5 separate regions of the Mus musculus genome follow, and regions 2, 3, 4 and 5 are each linked to region 1. Evidence: chromatin loops called from intact Hi-C (ENCODE). Cell type or tissue: left cerebral cortex. All regions are shown on one strand. Region 1 holds the start of Foxa1 (forkhead box A1). Region 2 overlaps Mipol1 (mirror-image polydactyly 1). Region 3 overlaps Slc25a21 (solute carrier family 25 (mitochondrial oxodicarboxylate carrier), member 21). Region 4 holds the start of Pax9 (paired box 9). Region 5 has its middle 71 kb from the start of Sfta3-ps.

Evidence for each region. Peaks named below come from ENCODE experiments on the same cell type or tissue, not always from the same donor. Only the 100,000 strongest peaks of a DNase experiment are listed, where the experiment ranks them.
Region 2: it touches region 1 in a loop (4-fold over the local background); 29 of 42 quality-filtered maps call a loop at or near these places.
Region 3: it touches region 1 in a loop (2.4-fold over the local background); 2 of 42 quality-filtered maps call a loop at or near these places.
Region 4: it touches region 1 in a loop (5-fold over the local background); 21 of 42 quality-filtered maps call a loop at or near these places.
Region 5: a loop joins it to region 1, with 2.8 times the contacts of the local background. A loop is called at or near these places in 3 of 42 quality-filtered maps.

The regions. Positions count from the first base shown.
Region 1 is chr12:57,542,645-57,547,644 of GRCm38, forward strand. It overlaps Foxa1 (forkhead box A1), which reads right to left and starts at 3,467. Exons shown (of 2, transcript NM_008259.4): 1 at 3,020-3,467; 2 at 1-716. The coding sequence starts at 3,091. It also overlaps a transcript of Ttc6 not described here. In left cerebral cortex, a CTCF peak has its summit at 2,499 (motif pointing left); DNase peaks (open chromatin) are centred at 247, 1,197, 1,966, 2,271 and 4 more places; H3K4me3 peaks cover 317 bases.
Region 2 is chr12:57,278,837-57,283,836 of GRCm38, forward strand. All of the region lies in intron 1 of Mipol1 (mirror-image polydactyly 1), which reads left to right. Among named protein-coding and RNA genes, the nearest start is that of Mipol1, 51 kb to the left of the region's middle. In left cerebral cortex, a CTCF peak has its summit at 2,766 (motif pointing right); a DNase peak (open chromatin) is centred at 2,784.
Region 3 is chr12:56,983,290-56,988,289 of GRCm38, forward strand. All of the region lies in intron 1 of Slc25a21 (solute carrier family 25 (mitochondrial oxodicarboxylate carrier), member 21), which reads right to left. Among named protein-coding and RNA genes, the nearest start is that of Gm30001, 88 kb to the left of the region's middle. In left cerebral cortex, a CTCF peak has its summit at 2,971 (motif pointing left); a DNase peak (open chromatin) is centred at 2,968.
Region 4 is chr12:56,692,268-56,697,267 of GRCm38, forward strand. Pax9 (paired box 9) reads left to right here and starts at 3,204. Exons shown (of 4, transcript NM_011041.3): 1 at 3,204-3,597; 2 at 4,307-4,933. The coding sequence starts at 3,594. It overlaps Gm15524 (a long non-coding RNA gene), which reads right to left and starts at 2,500. Exons shown (of 3, transcript XR_003950120.1): 1 at 292-2,500. In left cerebral cortex, no CTCF peak of the experiment used is centred here; DNase peaks (open chromatin) are centred at 2,310, 3,378 and 4,717.
Region 5 is chr12:56,456,169-56,461,168 of GRCm38, forward strand. No RefSeq gene overlaps it. Among named protein-coding and RNA genes, the nearest start is that of Sfta3-ps, 71 kb to the right of the region's middle. In left cerebral cortex, no CTCF peak of the experiment used is centred here; a DNase peak (open chromatin) is centred at 2,729.

The DNA of each region.
Region 1 (5,000 bases):
TGGCGGCGCAAGTAGCAGCCGTTCTCGAACATGTTGCCGGAGTCCGGGTGCAGCGTCCAGTAGGAGCCCTTGCCTGGCTTGTCCGGGGATCGTGCCACCTTGACGAAACAATCGTTGAAGGACAGCGAGTGGCGGATGGAGTTCTGCCAGCGCTGCTGGTTCTGGCGGTAATAGGGGAAGAGGTCCATGATCCACTGGTAGATCTCGCTCAGCGTGAGCATCTTGCTGGGCGCCTGCTGGATGGCCATCGTGATGAGCGAGATGTAGGAGTAAGGCGGCTTGGCGTGAGGGTAGCTGCGCTTGAATGTCTTGGCGTCGCCGCCGCCCCCCGCGCGGCTGCGGCCCAGGTTGGACGGCGCGTACGCCATGGGACTCATGCACGGGTTCATGGCGGCGGCGTAGGGACCCAGGCCGTTCATGGAGGTGGCGGGCTGCGCGCCCATGGAGCCCATGCCTCCCGGGCTCAGCGCCGTACCCATGGCCGTGACGCCCGCCGCAGTCATGCTGTTCATGGCGCCTGCAGAGGCCCCTGGCATGCCAGCCACAGCACCGGGACTCAGGCCGGCCCCTAAGCCCGTGTTGGCGTAGGACATGTTGAAGGAAGCCGGGGTCATGTTGCCGCTCGTGGTCATGGTGTTCATGGTCATGTAGGTGTTCATGGAGTTCATAGAGCCCAGGCCGGAGTTCATGTTGCTGACAGGGACAGAGGAGTAGGCCTGGAGCGGAGACAGCGAGGGAAGAGGCCCCGAAGGGCGGGGTTAGTAGTGTGCCCCAGAGTTTGGCTGGCCCAGGGTGAGCCCGGGGCGAGCTAACAGCATTTCTGCAAAGCTCCGGAACTCCCCAGCCAGGGCAAACTGTTAGGCGCCTTTTCCTGACCACGCAAAGATGGCTTACATAGCGGGGGCGTGGGGGAGAATCCTAGCGCTGCAAGCAGGAAAGATTAATGCTCACAGAAAATATGTCCCCGGGAAGATGCATAATCGCCTTACAAGCCTGGATCAGGGGCTGGCTTTTAAGGTCCCTTCATTTCATCCACGGCAGGCTAGATCCAAGGATCCAATCCCAGACCAGCCTAGACAACTTGCCTTTTGGCCCGGTCAATTTTGAAATTCCGAAAATAGAATTTATGTCGGAGCCCCTGCTTCTTCACTTCACCCACACAGGCCTGCTTGAGTGATCAACCGGGTACCAGCTAGACACCCACCCTGTGGAGGGCTGGCAGGCACCGCTGATCGCACATCGGGATGCATCGTGCTGGCTGCTGTTAAACTCTCACCCATATTGGCCTATTTGTCAATATGACCCTCCCTCCGTCCCAATTACTCATCTCCCAGCAACTGGCTTTGTCTTAAGAGTTGGTGCCAAAGATGACTTTCTGTTATTATATTTAGAAATGTTTTCCACCTACTTGTAACAATGATAGTATTTTAAAAAAGAAGCAAACTTATCAGTTAAATAAAGTTCTGGGAAAAAAAATAAAATGAAAAAAAAAAAAAAGCTGCACACCAGAACAACGCGGTGCATACAATTAACTTTAGCGTGACTTTGCATGTATAGCTCTTCACGCTATACAAAACCTCGCGTTAATTCTGTTACCTGTTTGTAGTCCTCTGGCAATTGAAAACTTTGGTAACACAATTCACACACACACACACACACACACACACACACACACACACACACACACACACACCCTGTAACCGATAGTTGCTGCTGCTCACACCAAAGCCTAGGCTTTAGAGCTATAGTTCGGACCAACTTAAAATTCCCAAGTGAAACTCTACTTGCTTTCTCTTAATGCTATTCTGCTTCCTAATTCTCAGCTTTGAGATGTAAGAAAGCTCTTTCTATGGGGGTCTTCTCTGGTGGGCCGAGGTGATTGCATCAAAATTAAACTCCTGAAAGTGGTCTGAGCGCCTACTAAAAGTTATCGGTAAGCGAAATCTCCATCCGTAGCAGTCGAGATAATAACTAGGTGGCTAAAAAACAAGAGTCCTGACGTATAACTGCTTATTTGGTAATCTAACAGAAAATATTGACGTCCTTAAATTTATGTTCATCAGCAAATGTAACTCCATGTGAAACTATAAGAGATGAATAGATTTCAAAAAGAAGACTCAAAAAAGAGATGGTTCCCAAAGAAACACAGAAACGAATAAATAAATCGCCGCGAAGGTCTTTTCGGACTCTGTACTTTTCTGTACAGATCTTAAAGTACTTTGGGATTTATTTCTAGTCCTCTCTCCAAGATCGCACGAGGCTTTCTCGGTAAGCGCTTTCGATAACGGTAATTACACTTTTGAAGGTAATCGGCAGCTGTTTCTAGAAAATACTTTCAATAGGTAGTGGCCCTGCCTGTACCTGATTCTCCTCGCAATGCTTTTGTGCACAATGTAAAATAAACCCAGTGAACATGCCACCAAGGGGACAATGAAGAGAAACAGGTTCTTGGCCCCGAGTTCTGGAAAAAGATTCTGTTCGCACTAGCGCCACCCAGCGGTCCTAGAGACGAACGAATAGACACTTTTCTACAAATGGCTTTTGAAGAATTAAGTTTTATAAAATTTAGAAATCATTCTTTACGAAAAACTCCAACTTCTGCAACAGATCATTTTTATCCAAAGACGTCGGCTAATTACATGGTGTGACCGAGAGGCCTCCCGGTAAGCGAGCACCGACTCTCTCAGTTATTCTTTACTCAAGCCAGAGCCCGCCTGCCCGCCCGCGGCTCCCGGGGCTGGGCTCCAGCCCCGGCTCTCTAGCGGGCAAAGACAAGTGCTTCCCTTCCGGAGCCCGTGTTTTCAAAGCCCAGAGTTTCCCAAAACTCTCCGCTGGTTGCAAGCGCCAGGACCCAGCGGGCAGCGGGCTGATCGAGAGGTCGGGTGGGGGCCACACTGGAAGCCGCGCCTCGGGCGAGCCGCCCCCACCCCGCCCGCCCCAGTCCGGGCAGGAGCCCACCTCGCCTGAGTCTCCCCGGACACCGACTCTGGGGACGCCCCACCGCCTCCCCGCCTCTCACCTCCTGCGTGTCCGCGTAGTAGCTGTTCCAGTCGTTGCTCTCATGCCCTTCCATCTTCACAGTCCCTAACATCCTGGAGCCAGCCCGGCCGACACAACCATCCAACCCTGTGCGGAGCGACGGGCGGGTGCGCTGCTCGGGGCGGGGGAGGGGCGCGGAGCCGCTGCGGTCACCGGAGCGCTCGAGGGCCCAGCGCCACCCGGGCGAGGAGGAAGCCCGGCGCTGCGGGGCGCGGCGTGCGCGGCGGCGGCGGCGCGGCGCGGCGGGAGGGGGCAGCGCCGGGGACAGGAGGCGGCCGCGGAGCGCGGCGCCCGGCAGCGCCTCCGCGGGAAGTGAGCGGGCGGCCTGTGCGAAGCGAGTGCAGTTGAGCTGATGTGGATCTTACGTCGCCGGAGTGCCCACCTCCTCGTCCTCTCCCCATTTGTCCGCCGCACAAAGACGCTCGCACCTACAAAGCCCGAGGTGCACCTGTGAGGCGGCCGCCCGCCAGTCCAGCCGCCGCGCCTCCCGCCCCGCCGCGCCAGCGCCGCGCGCCCCCCGCGCCCCTCCCGCCATCCCCTCCCCCAAACCTGGCCCTCACTTTGTTTACAAAGCAGTATAATTGGTTTAAGCCTCGCGGCTAGGGAAAGAGGAAAATAGGGCGGGTGTGTGTGTGACCCCCTTTGGAAAAGGAAAAAAAGAGAAAGAAAAGAAAAGGAAAAAAAAGAAGAAAAGGAAAAATAGGCGGTGCCTTGGAGGACAGGCCAGGGCTCTGGACCCAAAGAGCTGTGCTGCGGGAGAAGGACCTGGGTGGTGGCATCAGAGCTACAGCGCAAGGATCGTGCTCGCTGAATGACCCCGAGTTCCCTCCTAGAGGTGCTCACCACCCCCTGGACCTTACTACGACTCCGCTCTTGGTCCACTTGGCTCCTTTGCTCCCCTCATCCTGATTCTTGACCCAAAGTTCAACCCTGGAAGACTACCCCTACTTCCCGGCCTTCGGGGCTTGGAGAGGGGAAAAGCCCCACTTTTGCCTCGTCACTAGAAACCCAGTCATCTGAGTCAGCCGAGCAAAGTGACGTTAGGCCGACCTGGGCTCCTGGCGAGCAGAACGGAGGCGCTGCCACGAAACTCGTACCTGCGGCTAAGAGCAGGTGAGTCACAGCACCGTTTTATATTTTTATGACATAACTTTTTTTTTCCGCCTCAGTCCACTCCACTCCCCTTGTCAACTGCAGCGATCAGAAAGAGGAAGAAACTGCGCGCAGATGTTTGTGTGATAAGGCAGGCGGATCCTAGTCAAGCCTGCCTCTCTGCCGGGCTCCTCCTCCTCCTCCTCCCCCCCTTCTACAGCCTCTGGGACCAAGCTAGAGGCGACCGTCTGGTTTCTGATAGAGAAAGGTCAGGGGGAGGGGACATCTTCCTAAACACCGGCATAAACTGGGAGTGTATGGGCCTGGGTGCTGGAACGCATCTGCCACGCTAAATGAGGTGCCAGCCTGAAGCTGGAGTCAGCCCACAGAGGTGCCTGGTCGTCTCTGAGCTGGAAGAGCAGGGCTAGGCTATCAGACTCTCAAAAGGTCCTGGGTAGATGGGGAAAATTCTCCCCCACTCAAAGTCTCTCGCTTTCTTCCAGTTCTTCATAGTTAGTGGCTTGCCCTCGTATCCAGCGGAAAGAGACTAACCAAAGAGATTAGGCTAGACAGAGTGTGTGATAGGTTTGGAGAAGGTGCTTACCCCCCCCCCCATTGACTGCAAGTGTTCGTGAAAATGTATACTACCTCGTGCATTTCGAAGTAAGTGTGACTGTGCGGCCCTTCCTGTGTGTTGCTCCAGTCTGTAGGTATACTAGATTTCCATTAGAAACAATCAAGTTAACTTTAAAGTCACCAAGAGACTAAAATATTCTTGGTTTGCAAAGCTTTTTTTTTAAGGTAATTAATCTCATGTGAAGGAATGTGTTTTCACTTGTCTTCCAAATAGATTACCCCCCCCCCAACAC
Region 2 (5,000 bases), 260 kb before region 1:
CAGAAAACCCCAAAATCCTTGTGAAATTGTAGTTGTTTTGAAGAAAAGTTATTTCATATTTAAAATACTTTTTAAAAGCTCTACAGGGTCTGGAGAGATGGCTCAGCAGTTAGGAGCAATGGATGCTCTTCGGGGGACTGGGTTCAGTTCCCAGGACCCACATGCTGGTTGACAGCCATCTAAGACTTCAGTCTCAGGGGATCTGATGCCTCTTCTGGCCTCAGTAGGGATTGAGGCATGCATGCCCTTATACAGGCAAACAAAACACCTATATGCATAATTAAAAAATCCTGGTTGCTGTAACACTGGAGACTGAGATCCCATTTAAAAAACCCTTCTCTATAAAAATATAGTATTAACTTTTAAAGGTCAAATGTTAGAATTACTTTGATTTTTTTTTTTAGACAAATCTGAAATTTAAGACTAGTCTATGAACAAATTTTCTCTCATGAAGTGTTTTAATGCTGAGTAAACACAGGTAGTCACATTTGAAAGCACAGAGATGTTTGTTTAAATATTTTCAATTTACATTTTTATGTGTAGGTGATTGTGTCACAACTGAGATTTTCATGTATTTAAAGAGAAAAGGGGGTGGACCATTTGCTTAATTTTTTATTTTTCTTTTATTCTTCATAACAAAACTCATTCATTGGAGAATTCAAAGTAACTTGGAGAACTGAGATTAGGAATTTTAGATGGAGACTTTAACTAACAAATGCTAATGTTATACTGTTCATTTTGTTAGTTTTTCAAGAACAATTCTAGTACAACTTATAATTTTGGTTGAAGTTAATTTTACTTTGCTTATTGAAATTACTAATAATTAAGCAATTGACTTTTATTGTCTATAAGTTAACATTTTTTATTATACCGAATTTATCTGATTGTCTACTCTAAAATAATTCAATTATCTTTAATGTAAATCTATATTTTTCTGAAACTACGTTGTTAATAGGAAGTTTTTAAGGACAATAATCAGTATTTTATTATCCTTAACCCTAAGCTTCAAAAGGATAGAAGGGTAAAATATGTTATACATTCATAGACATATATTCCTGTTACAGTATATAGGGATATCTTAATTGTTTGGATCTCTAAAACATCTAATTTTTGCTTAAGAATATGCAAATGTGCCATTAAATCTGCTTTTTAAGATTTTTCCAGTTTAATGTCTGAATCCAAATTCATAAAGAGTTGGAAAAATGAGATGTCTGAGCTATAGGGTTTACAGGGATTTCATATGAAGCCTATTTAATCAGGATAACACAGTTATTAATATTCATAATGTCAGCTGGAACACAAATGACAGACTATGAGGCCTAAAATTTTTACTTGGTGAATTTATTAAAAGTAGCTTAAAAAATTAATGGAATTTAAGTAAAGTTGGTGAATATGAAAATCGTGTTAGCAGAAAAAAAATCTCTATTAAAACTTTCTTAGAGATCATTTTGCATTGATGTCTTTTGACAGATTTCATTGGTACTTAAAGAAGATAGATGCATGAATGGTCATTTAAGAGGATTTAAACACATTGGCACATTAATTTTTACATGAATAATAAGTACTTTCCAGAAGCAATTAACTTACAGTGTACAAGATATGAATTGGGAAATAAGATTCTGACATCAAGGTCAAAGAAAATGTGCTGTACATTTTAAACTTAGTGGCAGGACATTCTAATATTTTGATTTATTTTTATAGTTTACATAAGAAATTATTTTGAATTTGATTTTAATGCATTTGAGAGCAAATTAGAAGTGCATTGGCTTAGAAGTTTTTACCTTCCCAAAGGATGACGGTGTAGTGGTAAACATTATCTGTTTGCATTTATTGAAGACAAACATTTGTGGTAACTGCAGAATTTTATTAGAGAACACATCCAGTCCTGCAGAAAATGCAAAGGGATACAGGTTAGAGCTTGTGCTATAAATAGATGTCTTAACTTAGACATTGACTGTATCATTCTTAAAATATAATAAGGAAGGTTCTTAAATGTGTGACATTAAGGATCATCATCTTAAGTTGGCTCCTCCTTAATTTTAGGGTAAGAAGTAAAAAGTTGGGAACTCTTTAAATAAGACCAGCATTTACTGTACTGTTCCTATTTTTTATGTTTTAAATTATTCCCATGCTTGTTAACTGGATCCATAGTTAAGAGCACTTGCTGCTCTTCCAGGGGACCTGAGCTTGGTTCCCAACACCTGCCTGGGCAGCTAACAACTACCTGCTATTCCAGCCCCAAGGCATCAGCAAACACTCTCTTTTGGTCTCTACAGGCATGTACACACGCATGGTACCAATGCACATACAAGTATGCATAATTCTTAAAATTACTGTTATGACAATTCTGCCAGTCATTTATTTATCTTATTGAACAAAAGCAATTTTAGGCCATGATCTAAAGTCGTAATACACCAAGTCAATTTACATTTTTCACACAACTCTTGCAGCTTGTGAAAGCATAGCTTAGTCCTGACATATACAGCCAGCATGGGCATCCCAGTGGGTGCCAGAAGGCTCGCTTACAGTCCATCAGTGCTATACAGCATGCTGTCTTCTAGTTTGGAAATTGCTTAGGACGTTTGAGGTTCAGACTGGAAGGTTTTTACTGGGGAAAGAATTAATTTTATTGACTATAAATTGCTCTACTACAGTATATTTACTGGGCTTGCAAGATACAAAACAATGTCAAAAATTAACATGCCATTTACTTACTTTTTTAAGTGGAAATCTTTGGCCTTGAGAAATTCACTTATCTGCCCAGGAGAGGGCAGCATTTTACTACATCAGGCTTATTAAAAAACCTGCCCTGCTTAGGCTGTCAATGTTTCTTGTAATTACTCCCAGTATATTTGTTGCTTGCTTATGAATTAACTTGCATTTATGGAACTAAATCATTCCAATCATTTAATTACACCTGAGGAGCTGAACTATAATTGCCTGCTTCCAACTAGGATCTGATATGGCTTGAGCAGTATTAATTTGGTGTTTACTTTTCTGAGTGCTAAAAGCATTAAAATGATTGTGCAATGGGATTACATTTTACTAATTGCTGGCATTCATTAGCTGGGTAAATGATGAGGAAGAGTGACTGTATATTGCAGAGGGATAAAATTATGGTTTTAAATAGTATATTACTAAGCACATTAAGGCCTGTAAGACATGCTTTAAAATACTCCAGAGGTTATTAAAGACTGTATTTTCTACATGTCTTGCTATATGAATCTCTTATTAAAATACTGCAATTATTATTAACCTTTTTGGGCAATATGTAGGGAAATAGCTTCATTGACTAGAACATATTTCTCTGATATTAATAACTTCCTATATTTTCAGCTAATCCAAAAGTAAATGAGGAACTTAGAAAAAGATTGCCAACTCCAGATCAACATATTTAGAGAAAATTGGAAAAGGAGAAGCTTACTACAGCTTTATTTAAGTACTTTTTAAAGAACACAGGGTTCTAGCTATGAGGTAAATCTAATTTCATTCTCCTTTAAAAAGAAAGGATGATAAAAGAAAAATCAGAAGGAAGGAAGCAAAACCTGTATTTTTATCATGTTTATTAAACAAATACAAAAGAAAATCCCAATGATTTCATAAGTATATGATTTTAAAAAATATAGAATTGCAATCTCAAGTTTCTATTATAGGTCATAAGTGATTTATATGAATACTTGTGTAGTACATTCAAATCAATAAATTTGAAGTTTTAGATATAAAGTTTATAGCATAAATAATAAAGTTTTTAAACACATGAGGTTGTAGTTGGAGAAGTAAGTCAAATAAATTATATAACTCAAGAAGGAAGAGTGTGTAAAACATTCTTAATCTGTATTTATGAAAACATATCTGTGAAGAAATAACATTTTTCTGAGAAAAAGACTTAATTTCACCTGTTGAAAGACAGTTAATTTTCCTACCATAGATGTTTTAGAAAGCCATTTATCCTGTAAATATGTTAAATAAAGGTAAGATTTAGGAGTATTTTGATATATTATCTTAAGTTTATTTATCTAGAGATGGCTTTATTTTAGCTTTAGTCTTGGAGCCAAAAGCAGAGACAGTGCCAGAGCAAACAGGAGCAGAAGTGCACACGGAGGGAGGGCTGGGCAGAAGGTGGGATTCTCAGTATTACAATCAAGCACTTGGTGTGGGCCCAGTTCAAGGCATGGAACCAAGTGCGTTTGTCCTACCAATATGTTATTCTAAAATAACAAGTACACACACTCTCATGTACCTGCACACATACATGTACACACACACATATACACACACAAACACACAGACACAAAGGAGACCCACACAAAGAGATTTATTGCAAAAGAGATGCACAGAAAGACACAGAGACATACACAAATACCCCAAAGGAATCATATGTGCTCACAAAGAGAAAGACAAAGAAAAGACTTCAAGAAGAGGAGAGAAAAAAGGATACATAGAAAAAGAAATATGTAGACATAAAAGGATGGAGGTGTCTGGGGCAATGATTGAGACAGAGACGTGTGGAGGCACACTAAGGGAAAGACAGAGGAGGGGACATACTTGAGGAAGACTCAGAAAAACAGAGGAATACACGTGGAGGTGCACAGAAAGAAAGACAAAGTGGCTCAAAGAAAAGGAGAGATACCGGAGTAGGAGAGACACACATCGTGGAGGAGACAGCAATATACAGTGAAATTGAGAAAGGGAAGAAAGTACACAAAACAGAAAGGCACAGGTGTGTATATATACACAGAAAAGCATAGCAACTCGAAGAGGCAAAAGATACCCCGAGTGGAAGATTGGGGGATGGGGAGATAAACGTGTACATAGGGACAGGGAAGGGTACACAACAAGAGAAACACAGGGAACAGACCGAGACAGAAGGAAAAACAGACGCATGCATACAGTAAGGCACACCCAGAGCAACTCTTGAGGGGCACAAGTCAGATCTGCAGAGAGAGCAGTGCTCAGAGATGTGCAGATGGCAAAGATTGACTTACAGACAGACAGACAGA
Region 3 (5,000 bases), 560 kb before region 1:
AATGGCTGTCAGGTAAACGTGATTTGTGTTCCTCTTTCTCTTAGCCATAGCCACCTTGTTGTCCACCTAAATCTCCCTGACATGCCATCTCCAGGTTCCCTTGCTCAGTCTCCCGGAACCCAGTGTCATTCGCTGCAACATGCCCCTCGTTGTCCCATAAAAAAAGGAAAAAAAAGACTTTTTTTAAATACTCAAAAGATAGATAGATAGATAGACAGACAGACAGACAGACAGACGGACGGACGGACGGACGGACGGACGGATGGATGGATGGATGGATGGACAGACAGGTAGATAGATAGATAGATAGATAGATAGATAGATAGATAGATAGAGAATAGGCTCCAACTTTCAGTTTATTAAGTTTATAAAATCAAAATGGAAAGGGTTTGGGGGGAAAGTGCACAAAAACCTTAAACAAAATAAGCTCCGTTAAAACGGTAAAATGAATGATCAGAAGCTATGCACAGCATTGTTTCCTACGAATGTGAACTCAAAGAAGAAGCAGGGACATCTAGTTTATAGCTATTCCAAATGCCTTTTTCGCATCTGTGTCTCTCCCATACCACTTTCTAATGAGACCTTTCTATTCACTGAACGTACATACATACAGTGTAACCAAGGTCAACTTTATAAAATCACCCTATCTATGTGCAAGTGTATTTTGTCACATAGTCTATACATGTAGTTTTAAAATGTGCCCTCCCAAGGGCCTATTGTGGCGGCTTCATAAAAATACTGGTATAAGGTCAAATTTGAAAATTGTTATCAGTCGCAGCTTTGAAATAACACATTAAGTCACAATTTCCCATGTGTCTAAACTACTTGAGAGTAAAAAAAAAAAAAAAAGAACCAAATTGTGTTTGAAACAACTCACTTCTTTTCATGGTTTACTTCTGAATTAAAAAGAACTAAGCCACAGGGTCTTAGTGACATTTTCTTTGAGATTAAAAAAAAAATTACTAACTTGGAGTGTAGGTTAAGATATTTTTCTTAAAACCAAGGTAGAGTTTTAAACCAAAACTTTTAAAACTGTGGGCCAATAGTAAAGATGACAACATTTTGATTTTAAAGGCACGACTAGTGTTACATTGTGGATGCTGAAATCTAACAGAAAGTCAGGATGCTCCCTGCATTTTCAAACCACCATACAGAGTTAACAGCCTGGCTATTTTTCTTTTAAGAAAATAAGTTGCAAAATTACAAGCAAGTTGATTACACAATATCTTACCATGCAACATATCAAAAACAATGAATTGAATCACTCTGTGGTCTGGGTTGAATTCAACGCTGAAATCTCTTTATTGAACACAACAACAAAGAATTTCAAACGTACAGATGAGCATCTTTGAAGTTGGATAGAAGAACCCCGACCATATCATGATTGTCTGATACTGGGGAAGGACAAAGTACAGAGTGCAGTATTCCAACGAGGATTTGGGCTGATCTGAGAAACCCAAGAAAAGTGCTGGGAAGGAAATGCAGATCTAGAATGACTGGCTAGGTCATTCGATCTTGCTTCTGAGAAGGAGTTTAAGGACCTCTGTTTCAGATTAAGCAGCACTTCATCCCGTCCCTTTGCCTTCTTAAGAACGCAGATACTTTTGCAGAGTCAAAGGAACAAATGAATCCAAAGAAGAGAAGAATGCTGTACTGTGGATGTCAGCACGGAGGTTCAGAAAGTAATGCAGAGAATAAACCAAGCTTTTTTTTTTTTTTTTTTTTTTTTAAAAAAACCAAGAATTCTGACACAAAGAAACGAAGTAATGTGGAACCAGGGAGGACACAGCAAAGTCTTTCCTGAAGTGCACACAACCAGGGAGATCAGCCAGCAGATCTCCCATAATGCAGATGAAAGAAATCCTCTATCAATTTAAAAAAAAATCTATTCATTACATTAGTTTAAATATACACTTTAAGATGCCCACATTTTGTGACTTTTTTGTTTTTAAATTACACAAAATAGTGCTGAGAAAATATCTTCTATGTATTTGACAATGGAAACAGAAATACTACACTAACAGAACTAGCTTTTAAAATATCAAGATGACTCCACCAAGAAATTCAAATTAAGATCGTGTACTTTTAATATAAATCTTCAATCGTAGATCCCAGCTTTAGATAAGTGATTTTATCCTATTGCTTAGGGCTTTAGTGGTGATTTCTAAAATGAAGGTCTTTGTGTATACTTAGTTACTGCATAAAATTTTTATATTGTGTTCTCCCTGTGTAGTTTAGAATATATAAAATTAAATAAAATCGAACTTTTATTGAATTTAGAAAAAATTCATGGTTTGTTTCTAGAAACTCAGGGAAATAAGGAAACCTTTTAGAAACGTGTGTGATGCGTGGTTTAAATGCTTATTTTACGGTTTGCTTCCAACCTGCTATAACAAGCGAAAGTTAGCATAAAAATGTGTGACATGTTGAGAATCTCTCCAAATTAAGTTAAAGTATAATTAGATGAAACAAAGCAAAGGTGTATGAAGTTATATTCACAACACCAAGCGATAAACAACTGTATCAACTTCGAAAGTAACCCTACAAAAACAAAACTTGGAAAATTTTGCTCTCAATACGTTGCAACTATTTTAGCATCATTTTCCGTTTATTTATATTACCCATGTTCTTTATTTTCACTTATTTTAAGCGTAGCTCGTCTTTTATGATCAATACTAAACTCACAAAAGTCGAACAAGAAAGGAAATTGCTTTTTTGAGACCTAAATTCATTTTCCAATTCCTAGAATTCAATGGGACAGCACCTGTTTTAATTCTTTTATCTAAAATGTTCAGCAATAAGTTATTGTGATATGAATAATTTTGGCTAAATTTTTAAAATTCCAGGAACAAAGTAAGCAAATAAAAATACTCTCTGCGCAGGTACAAGAGTTTAGTAACCAGGGAGTAAGAAAACTGTCCCTGAAGGGACTGGAACAGGAAGCAGAGCCGTGCTGGCACCTAGTGGAGATAGACGGTACTACAGTTTTCTGCTTTTGCCTCGGAGGCTTGCTGTGGAAAACTTTTTAATTATTTTAATCTAGGCTTTTTATCACACATATTTGAAAGAAAGACAAATGAAAAGTATTTTCAGTGATTGTGTCTAGTTATGCAACAAAATATCGTGACTTTAATCTTCTGCAGGGAAAGAAAGAAATCTTGGAAGGTGGTGAAAGCGCTGGGGAGGAATGCAACCAGCAGCCGGGGAAATGTCACAATAAATGTAAGGATCATGCAATGCCCTTTTCCATCGTATGTTTACCCAAACAGGATCACACTAGTCTCTTTCCAACCAGCCAAAAAAACGTTATGAAATTAAGTAGCATGCTGTATGCTTGAAGTCTTGTTTTTATCTGGTCATAAGTCACCAAACAATATTTAGGACTAGTTGGGACTAAACTTGGAGTTTTAATATTGCCAAACATTACATGTAGGGGGATAGTCACTTTCCATTTGTGACATGTTAAATAGAAAAATGTAAACCCTGGGCCCCATCCCCACTAAACTCTCATCCTAGGGACTGGGGAAAGGATGGTTCTGTGGAAGTTTCTTTCTCAGAAGTGACCAATGGGCTCATAAGCGGACAGAAGGAAAGACACAATAACTGCTACATCTGTCATGGAGAGAAACATCAGCCCATCTCCTCAAATAAACTCACGCTAGGGTCCCCCCTAACTGCCAGCATCTATGGTTCCCTAAAGAAAAGATTTTAATGTATGGATGTTAGTTCGTTTCCCAAGTTTTAATTTGTGCCTATATTTGTGGTAGTTGGGGCGTGGGTGGGTAATAACTGTTCTGTACAGACACAGAAGGGCCAATTCATACTGGGCTTGCATGGTGGTAATTTGGGAGTCAAGTTTCTGTAACTGAATGGTGACTTTGATTTTTAAAATGTAAGTGTTCCCTTATTGGTGCTAGATTTTCTTTAGTTCATCAAGCACTTGCATTCTTATAGACATTTGGCTTAAAGTTTCCTTCATACATGAGAACTGTCCAGGAGCATATTCTTGCTCGTGGGTAAGCCTTGCTTTGTTGTCTTTAATTATAGTCCAACCTAAGGTTCATATGTCTTATCCTATACGCCCAATGAGACAAAGCTTTAATAACAATCCTCTCCACTTTCAAAATGTAAAAACTTATCACTTCCTGTAAACTTGGTTTAGTTAAGGGCTGCCCATTTACACGGAGGCCCTAGGTTCGGCACAGCTTGCTCAGTCCAGACTTGAAAGTACTGCAAAGTCTAATCAGAATGGCTTCTTGGAAAATGGAAGCAGGACATTAGATCACACTTCCCATCAGTGTTTCCCAGTGAATACAAGACTAACACTCAAAAAGCAGGCTAAGAAACCTAGTCTTAATTCCCTGTAGCAAAGATGATGAGTCGCTGAAAATCTAGTATGTGAGACGTTTTGTAGCAAATATAAAACGATCACCACTACATTTATAATCAATAAAATGAAGGAGAAAGGAAGAGGCAAGGTTGATCCTAACTAATGAGATCCTAATGAGAATAAAGGGTCTCCTTTAAGGAATGAGCCAACCACCTCTTAGATTCCAATTTCAAAGAAACAAGGACACTCCTACTCTGGGTGCAGCACAGACCCAGGGCCCCTTCTCCACTTCTGCCACTACTCAGGCAACCTTACTTGCTCAAGAGTGGCCAGAGGTAACAAGAGGTGTCCCAGTGTTTAGGGCGATAACCATTTACACATTGTCCTGCTTCCATTTTTCAAGAAGCCATTCTGATTAGACTTTGCAGTACTTTCAAGTCTGGACTGAGCAAGCTGTGCCAAACCTAGGGGCTCCGTGTAAGTGGGCAGTGTAAATGGTTATCGCCTAAAACCTGCCACATGTGGGTCCTGACCTAGAGGCAGTGAAGAGAAACAGGAGCCAGGAAGGACACTCGTGTGGCAAGTAGCAAGACAAGATGATCGTCACGGCTGACTTAGAGGGATTGTTGTGGGAGTCTAGATGACTCTGCCTTTACCCTGGAATGAGCTG
Region 4 (5,000 bases), 850 kb before region 1:
TTCTTTCTTTCTTTCCTTCTTTCTTTTTCTTATCCATGTCCAGGAGCTGTCCTGGACACTGGCTGCTTCCCAAGGAGCTTCGGTAGGGCATAGTGACCTGGACCTTGCTTGACCCAGTATGCTCCTAGCAGGGGACAAGTTGCAGAGTTCGGTGCCTACATACTCTGCTCTAACTCCCGTGTTCACCTCAACCGCGAGTAGAAAAAGAGACCCTTCCATTCTCGCGCCTCCCCCTACTTTCTCTTCCACGGTCGCAGTCGACCTCCAGGGACACAGACGCTGAGTACTCACCGAGATCAAGTGAGTGCTCACACACAGCCTAGAGTGCTGCCTTCCGATGGCGGCGGCGACTGCCCGGATACTCTGTGAGCCGCCGTGGGAAGAGCTAGATTCCACTTCCTGCGCATCTCTCCTCAGACCTCGCTCGTGCCCAAAGGGACTTGGTGCACTGCAAGTGGCGGGCCCGTGGCATTGGGACCACTGACAGATTTATGAAGACTTTACAAGCATCGAGCCTGGGTCGTTGGAGGCAGGGTTGAGTTCAACAGAGGAGGAGAAGCCCTGGAGATAAAACTCCGCAGCACTGTGCGGGCCTAGCTGCCCCTGCATTTCTGGGCTTGGCTTCCACAGTGGGCTGCCCGGTGCCAAGTGTGTAGAATCCTGGTGTAACCTCCTCCTTCACACCCTCTGGTCCTCTAGCTTCCAGTCTCCTACTGAGTAAATATTTACCCAGAGAAGGGGTCGCCCCAGAGGAGGCCTTGGAGTTTAGAGAAAGGCTTTTGGTTTCCTTCTGGCCCGAGCCAGCTGCAGGCCTTTCTGGTTGTGTTTTGGTTTTGGTCTTAGATTTTTCCTTTCAGTAAAAATTCTCCTGATTCCCCCATGACCTCTTGGATCCAGATCTCAGTAACCAGGGGCCCTGGACCTCAGTGACCCTTGCTCTTTCTTGAAGTCCTGCATCTCTATGTCCACTAGGGCTCACTGGAGGGCTCTCTTCTCCATCTCCTACCCTCTTCTACCCACTCCTTCATTTCTTGTCTCTCACCTCACACATCTCCGCCCTCCTGGTTTTTGCTAAGACTCCTGGGATCTGTGGCTACTTGATCCCTAGGGCACTGTGTGCCCTTGCTTGGGAAGGGGAGTTTCCTCACAGGCCCCTTCTTGGAGATGACATGGCTCTCCTCTATTCCAGCATCTTCGGTTTATAAGGTCTCTAAGCACCGGGTGGTCATGGGCGCTGAAAGTGGCCCAAAGTGCCCAAGGTTGATTTATTCTGGGCCTCCAAGAATATTCTGGTAGGAGAGCCTGAGGGACACTGAGGAGACCCAGTAAAATGCTGTCCGCGCATGCCCAGGGAGATCACCAACAGCCAGGTCCAACAGATAGAAAGAAAAAAAAAAAACCGATAGATGACCAACAGTAGACCTGTGCAAGAGCAAGGGAGGTGTGCGACAGCTAAAGGGGGCGGCAGTAGATGTTATGTACTAAACCCCAAACTAGACACACAGGTCTCTTGATCACTCCGGGTTGATGTAGCTAGATTCTCATTAGGACACCACATCTTGCTAGTCCACACGGGCTGGGGCACTATCTCTGTACACCAGTTCAGAAGGGTGTGAAATACTCAGTGGGTGCACGGAAGTAGAGCAAAGAGCACACTCAGAGAACACTTCTTGCCCGTGAGGATGAAGGTTCCTCATCACGGAGCAGAGCACAGTATCTTCTGTGAGCAAGTCTCAGGCGAAGTTCTGATCTCCACTCAGTCTCTGAGTTGCAAGTAATTTATACTATAGCATGGGGCTGGGGGTGCTTCTGAAATCTTGGCTTTCCTTGTTATAAAGCACCTGACTACGCAATACAAGTATTGAGCGGAGACAAGGATGAAACCACAAAGTCGAGCCTTGAAATGACTTTGAACATCTGAAACCAACAAATAAAGGGGGGGGGGGGCTATGTTCAAGTATTTCTATTTGTGAAGCCTCATTGTGGAAATACCTGACTGCAATAAAAGACATTTGAAGTAATCTTTCAATCCTTAACTTGATTGTAACTTGAATTCAGGGTGCACACCCACCACAGAAGCAGATGCCTGGAGATCAATGGTCAGCTCCAAGACTGATTACTAGACGTCCTGGGCTCTTGTCATTTACTGGTGAACATCGGGATTCCTCTGATTTCTTTGTGTGCAGAACCTTCGGGAGAGTGCGCGCATCACCTACATCCTGGATATGTGTTAAAGAGAGGGCTGTTGTGATGGAGACGAAGTAATATCATCCACTTTCCGGTGTCACACAAATACCCGAATCCATTCACAATGCTTCTCTTCCTTATTTCGTCCACATACGTCACAACCTTGTCTCCATAAAGAAATGCATTTCTCTGTCCCAAACTCTTCTATCCGTTTCGGATTTGGGTGAATGAAAGTGAAAAATCCCCAGGTAGGCAGAACCACACAGCATCTGTGGTAGCTAAGCTGAAGTCGCGGGGAATTACATACAGATGCTCAGAGGCAGTGTCAGCGGGTACCTCCTTGGGGCTGACTTTCATATTTAAAATCAAACCTTTCAAGGTGGCTCTATGGTGTTGAGAACCCTGGCAAATTCTTACACACGGAAACCAGGACCCTGGGTGAGTGATGCAAGGGGGTGGGATGGGATGGACGTGGCCACTGCCACCAGCGCTCCGGGGATCAACCCTCCTTCCCCGTGGACGTCCTGTGCTCCTCTTTAGTCTGGTTTTTTAATTTTTTTTTCCTCACTGCACCTGGCCTCTGCTAGGATCCTGCTTGACTGAGGTTTAGCCCCTCACTGCTGGACTAACCACTTCGGGCGGGGTACGGGAAGGAGTCTCTTGTCCTTACACCTCAAGCGCCTCCTCCACTCGACTTCTCCCCATCCTGAGTGAACTGGAAGGAGATAGAATTTGTGGACAAGATTCTGACAGTCCCCAAAGGTCAGCATGACAGGTAGTTCTCAGTCATCCCTTAAGGGTCGTGCCACTTGTTCTCTGAGAGCTCTAACCTCCAACTTTAATTTGACAAATTCATCTCTTCCCCAAAAGGTGTCCTCGGTCTCTACCCACTTAAAGTTATTCAAACCGAGACCAAAGCTTCTGTTCGCTTATTCAGCATTTTTATCAGCTTGATTTTGCACTCTGTTTGCGGCGCCCCTGGGAAGACGTCAAACACTCTTATTCATTGTATTTAGTCACCCAGGTGCGGAGCCAGCCAGAAACAGACGGCGGAAGGAGTTTCCCGGACTGAGCTGTCACTCACCGGCCTGCACCAATTACAACGCAGATTGCTCGCGGGCCCACCTCTTTTGGGGTGTGTCACAAGTGAGTGATAGACTGAGCCGCCCGGCCCTGCTCAGCCCAGCCCACGTTGCTGCTTAGATTGAAATGCAGAACTCAAGCCTCTTTCAGCCCGGCACAGACTTCCTTTTACTCTTTCCTTTGGCACTCTTGTCGCCTCCTCCCGGGAAGAAGCCAAGGCACCCTCGGCTTGGAGCAGCGACAGGCCGGCTCAGTGAGAACAAGAAAAAAGTTTCTTTCTGGGAGTGCGGAACTGGGGCCGGGTTGGTGTACTGCTCAGAGCAATGGGTGAGTGGCTGATGGGGGACGTTGTCAGATCCGAGGAGGGAGGGAGCGAGCAGGCGAGGGCTAGAGGGAGGGAGCTGAGGCGCGCCACCGCGCTGTATTGACTCAGACTGCGTCCGTCGAGCTGTAAGCACCCTCCAAGGGTCAGTGGCGGAAAGGGTTCTGTGAGAGCCACTGGGTGACAATTGATGCCATTTTGCGATTTAAGGGAAGAGGGCCGTGGCATTGGCGAATCTCGCAGCTCCAGTGTCAATCCAAGTTTTGTTGCACACGTGTTTACACTTGCAAGCAAAACAGAACAAAAACACCCCCCCCCCAGCTTTCTCTGGACTGCGTCTAACCCCGCAGAAGGGAGGGGTAAGGCGGTGGAAGGGAGCAAGGGCCGAGTGTTTTGGTACCAGGCAGGCAAAGAGGGGCGCGCTGGAGCCTCAGAACCGATTTCCCCGCCTGCTTCGGAGAGTTTTAAGTGTCCGGAGTTGCCCTGGGTCTCTCTTCTTGTTTGTTGTTGGGAATCGCAAAGTAGGAGCGAGGTCTGGCCGCAGCTTGTTTTGAGACGTTTGGCTCAGGCCGGAACAGTCTGGTTTCGGGGCAACCCCAGTCCTTATAGAAGGGTGTCATAACCCTGCCCCTGGACGCTCTTGGAGGCCGAGTGGCAGGCGGCTGTCCCAAGCAGTTGGTGCGCGTTGTGGCGCGCTCTGTGCTCCTTTTGCAGAGCCAGCCTTCGGGGAGGTGAACCAGCTGGGAGGAGTGTTCGTGAACGGAAGGCCGCTGCCCAACGCCATTCGGCTTCGCATCGTGGAATTAGCCCAACTGGGCATCCGACCTTGTGACATCAGCCGCCAGCTACGGGTCTCGCACGGCTGCGTCAGCAAGATCCTGGCGCGCTACAACGAGACCGGTTCGATTTTGCCGGGAGCTATTGGGGGGAGCAAGCCCCGGGTCACCACCCCTACTGTGGTGAAACACATCCGGACTTACAAGCAGAGGGACCCAGGCATCTTCGCTTGGGAGATCCGGGACCGCCTGCTGGCGGATGGCGTGTGCGACAAGTACAACGTGCCCTCGGTGAGTTCCATCAGCCGTATTCTGCGCAACAAGATCGGCAACTTGGCCCAGCAGGGTCATTACGACTCATACAAGCAGCACCAGCCCGCGCCGCAGCCCGCGCTGCCCTACAACCACATTTACTCATATCCCAGTCCCATCACGGCGGCAGCAGCTAAGGTGCCTACACCACCTGGGGTGCCGGCCATCCCCGGATCGGTGGCCTTGCCGCGCACCTGGCCCTCCTCTCACTCCGTCACGGACATTCTGGGCATCCGCTCCATCACCGACCAAGGTAAGGAGCTCAGAGGCAGTGTGCAGAGCGGAGTGGGTTCCTGCACGCGTTCGGGAACCCCAGTACC
Region 5 (5,000 bases), 1.1 Mb before region 1:
CAAGAATCAGGTCTCCATGCCATGTGCAATAGTGACATGAAACATAGGAACTGTAGCCATCTGAGAGGTCCTGGTTGGGCAGGGCATAGCTTTGCAAAGCCATTTGAACTGTCAGCGTTGGCTTTATATACTAATATACTAATGTATATTGCAGGATCTAACATTATGAGCACGGAGTTCTTTCTTTATGAAATTATGAGCAAACGGTACCTTGTGAGGTGGAGGACATGGGAGACCCGTTGATTGACCTGTAAAAGTTGGAGCTTATTTAAGTCTGATGATTTCTCTTCCTTAGGAAACTGCCTGAAAACCAAAAGATTTTTCTCCTTGATCTCAGAGTTTGGAGTTTGTCGCCTCTTTCCTCAGAAGAAGGGCTCAGGAGAATTTAGCAGTACTCTATTGTACAGTGGTCTCCATAACAGCAGTAGGAGATCAACGCTTTTTCTCCTTCTTAACTAGGACTGGGTGAGTTCCTGGTGACAAACTAGCCTAAATGTGCATTTACCAGCAAATTGATCATTGTCTTGCAGATGTGACAAACAGCCATGGGGGTACACATAGAGAGTTGAGACCTCTGTGTCTTTGCACAAACATTCTCCACAGACACAAATCAGAAGAACACAAATAGCGAGAGAGGTTAAATTTAGAAAGAAAACAAAACCTCCTGAGATAGCCACAGCATCTTCTTAAGATCACCATGCGCTATTTTGGCTAAGCCCTGGAACTGGAGCATCATGGGTGCTAGGACCGAGCTGTTTTCTTTTCTCCCCCCCCCCCAACCCCCAACACAGAGACAGTGAGAAGGAGGGATGCCCTGTCCCCCTTCTCTTTATCTCAGGTTTTGCTTTATCTAACCTCCAAACTAAACCACCTTCAGAAAGTAATTAAACATCCTAACTTCCTCTTGCTAACCCCCTCCCATTATCCAAACGCTTTTCATTACAGTTACAAATCTACACTTGGAACCAGCCAATGGGGGGTGGGGGTGGGGGTGGGGGACGGGGAGGTGGGGAGAAGGCCTTCAGTGAATGCTCATTGATTAATTGATTTGCAGACTATGTTAAATCATGACTGTTAGCAGAAACAATAGGAACAAGATATAATTTGACTGAGTGACAGTGTTAACAGTGAGAGGTTAAGGAGGGCAAACCAGGGTGCAGGGGGTAGTGGGGATTGATGTGAAGAATGTGGGGGCTTTGGGAAAACAGTATCTTGTGAGGAGTAGGAGATGGGAACTGGGTTGATTGGCCTGCAAAAGATAGGGGTGCCCTCAATGCAAGAATTTTTCTGCACTGAGCTCTAAAGAAAAAAAGAAGAAAGGCGAAGGATACAGAGAATAAAAAGCCATTTGATGTGAGGTGAAGAGGGAGGATTAGGGGGAAGGGGAGGGGGAGGGGAGGGAGGAAAGCTGCTACAAGGGAAAGCAAAGGAAGGAAAGGAGTCCGGCTCATGTGTGACTTAATTCAAGGCTGGAATGCTTAGGGTTCCCAGGGCTTTGCTCTTACCACAATGCTGTAAAGAACATCCTTGGATGGGTGACAGCTTTGAGTACCTTTGAAAATTACTGGGGGGGTTGGGGGGGGATGGACACATGAAATCCCTTACTTTTTTTTTTAAATAATTTTGTGATATTGTTATTTCATATCACCAAATGCCATTGCTTTTACGGTTAAAGGGAAATAACATAGGGAAATTAAATGGAAGAAATTCTTGAAGCTGTGACTATTTCTTGAAGAGTATCCAGCTCTGACATTTATATATAAAACAAGTTGTGGTTAACAAGTTTTGTTTTTGGTTTTTTTTTTCCTCAGTTCTCTTAGGAATGTCGTATCCAGTTTTGGAAATGGTTTCATCTCTTCAAGCGTATCTGATTTCGGAAGTCCATCGTCTTTAAATTCAGTTCTTTGCTTGATGCCTTCAACCTTTTCCTCAATCTAAGTTATTTTTTTAAGCTCTATTTCAATTATGTTTCTAGTCCCATGTCTCCACAGAATGGGAAAGTGTTTTCAGCAGTGAATTGGGCTGATAGAAAGCAGATCCCTTGGGGCCAGAGAGAGGGAGGGGGTTCCCAGGGGCCAGGGACTTATTAGGTGGTGGGGCTGCTCTATGTGGTTACGGCTGTCAATTCATCAAAATTCACCCTTCTTGGCTGAAATGTCCCAGAGATGAACCTGTCTTGGTAAAATGATTTTAAATAGCATTTATAATAAAACAAACTAAAACTTTTGAGTTTTTGTTGTTGATAATTATCTAGAATACTCCAAAATGCTTAAAAACTTTATTTCTTCAAATGAAAAAGAACTCCTGAAACTATGTCATGAGATGTATATTAAGGTCTGAAGAACTGAAAGGACTGTACATACTAAAATGCCAATTTTTTTGGTATCTATTTGAAGCTGACATTAAATGAAGAAAAACATTTAAAATTAATTTCATTCAATAATTCTTTCCATTTTCTGAGGCGGGGGAGCAGAGAAACATCATTCTGGTATTGCTATTTTGATTAAAACAAATATCCATTCATTCATTAAAAGTTTTTCTCCTATAAAGGAATTCAATTTTTTTTTGATTGGTGCTAGACTCACAGACAGACAGAAATAAGCTGCCATTCTTCCATTTGATAGCCAGACGCTGCCAGTTGTAGCCAAGGCAGTCATGCTGTTAAATTAGGTCTAATGAAGGAGTAATTGCTTTAGATATAGTGAACCATTTGAAAGAAAACAAGGATTCTAATTGATTTGCAATTTGTTTGGCACATTGCATTGTCCTCGGCTATTGATTAGTCTTCTGGATTTCACACTGCATGCGTTTCCCTTTATTAAGGGAATAACAGGTTACTGATTACTTTCTTTCTGGGTTTAATGTAGCGGTTAATGTCTACTTTGTTCTTGTGTCATGTCGCAGGCGAGGAAGGAATAATAGGCAAGTGGGTGGCCCTTTGCTAAGCAACTTCCCTGCTGCTCTGAGCTGTGTGCTCCTAGACGTGCTGAAAAGCAGATCGAGAAAAGGGGTTAGAATAGCAAGACTGCAAGTTAAGGCCTGAGTCAGGCTAGACCCAGCTCCAAACTTGGCTTTCCCCTCCCAGTCAAAGCAGAGAGTGGGGAGAAGCTGCTGGCGGTAGATTTGCTCTTAGACCGTTTGAGTATTTGTAGGCAGCATATGAATCTACACGCATTGTTTCGATTAATGGGCGTGCATACTAAATGTGTGCAGATAAGTAATATTTGAGGAGGACGTCTTGTGGCTCGTTTCACCCTTAGGGAAGTGACATTTTGTTGGCACCTGGGAAACACTTGTTGCTAAGGTGTCAATACGATCATCAAAATGGCCCTTGTGTTTATACCAACTGCAGGGGAGGGAGAAAAAGTTCTCAGGGCTGCAGTCATTTCATTGCCCTCAAAGCACAGCGGGAATTATTAGCTTACCCCTGCGTGCCCCTTTGTTTTCCTAGGGCTTTGCTCCTCCAGCAGATACTCATTTAAGGCGAATCCGCGGCTTTCTGAAATGTGTTTTGCAATGGTGCACAGAACAGGCGCTCACTTAGCGGATCTAATCCTTTCACAGCTCAGCTTGTTAATGTAGCAAACTGCTGAAAATGGGAAATGGATTCTTTAATGAGACCAGTCCTTTCGTGGCTTTATTCCCGAGGTCCAACCCCCAGGCTTTCATTCAGCTCCCCCCACTCATCCTCCCAAGCCAAGCCCAGGCACCCCCCACTTCCCACCCAGCAAGCAACCCATTTTCCAGCACTCAATCCCATCTCTAGGCCCCTTGCCTCCCTCTCCTCCTTCCCAAAGCCCTTGGAAGCTCACACATGACAAAGGGGCGTGGGGAGTAAAATTCCCTGTCCATCAGTCACCTCTGTGTTAAGTTGAAACCATCTTTTCCTGAGCCCAGAAACTGCATCCAATACATAGCTTGGCTATGCTACCCACATTTTATATAATTAACATTTTCTTTCAAACAGCTTTTGTGCTGTTGGATTTCATAGCGGTGCTGACTGATGATTCAAAAACAGAACAATGAAAAGTTACCTTGAGTTTTGGTTTAATTCCTTACCCCCGCCCCCACCATGTCTGCAGCCATCTTTACTTCTCCACGTCTCCCCAGAGGTTTCAGACTTCAAGAGAATTCCACTTGTTTTGGAAGTAAAATTTAGGTGGACTTATAAAGGTCAACTTGGAATCATAATAGGAATGCCTGTAGTTTTTATAGTTAATTTAGAAGAGAAATAATGAAGTCAGTTTGTGTCCATTTTGTTTGGAAATTGTTCTGGAAAGTAAATTATATGTTCACAAGATCAACTCTTCTTCCGTCCAAGTATTTGTGTGTGTGTGTGTGTGTGTGTGTGTGTGTGTGTGAATGTGCACACACTATGCACACATGTACTTGCACACCTAGGTAGGTATACAAACATTGGAATCCTCTCCTAATATGAACACTGTACACTTTATTAGTAGTAGTATTAGTATGAGTATTATCATTGGTTCTGGTTCTTGAAACCAGGATAGTGTACAAGTTTAATACACCCGTTCCATCCTTGAGCTATACACTTAGTCTTCAGAATAGTGTCAAATGAGGAAATAAAATAGCTAGGATTCCAAAGAAACCAGTTATACGGAAGTAAAGTTAGCAAAATGTTTTTAAAATTATATTTGCTACTTACTGTTATTATAACTTACTGATTTAAGTAACTCATCTATGGATGAGTGTAGTAATTCCTGTAATTTTTGTCACAATTTGCTTTTTTTTTTTTTTTTTTTTTTTTGAGTCAGATTCTCACTATGTAGGCCAGACTGGCTTTGAATTCACAGAGATCTGCCTGTCTCTGCCTCCCTGAGATTGAATGGGAGCTCACCATTTCACTCAGCAAAGTTCTGTGAATTTTGAAGGAGCAATGAGTGACTGAAGTTTGGTTATTTATTGTAACCTTGATGAAATACCTTTTTGAATCTTTGGTTTCTCTGGGTGACCACAGGTACTAGAAATGATTGTCTTCG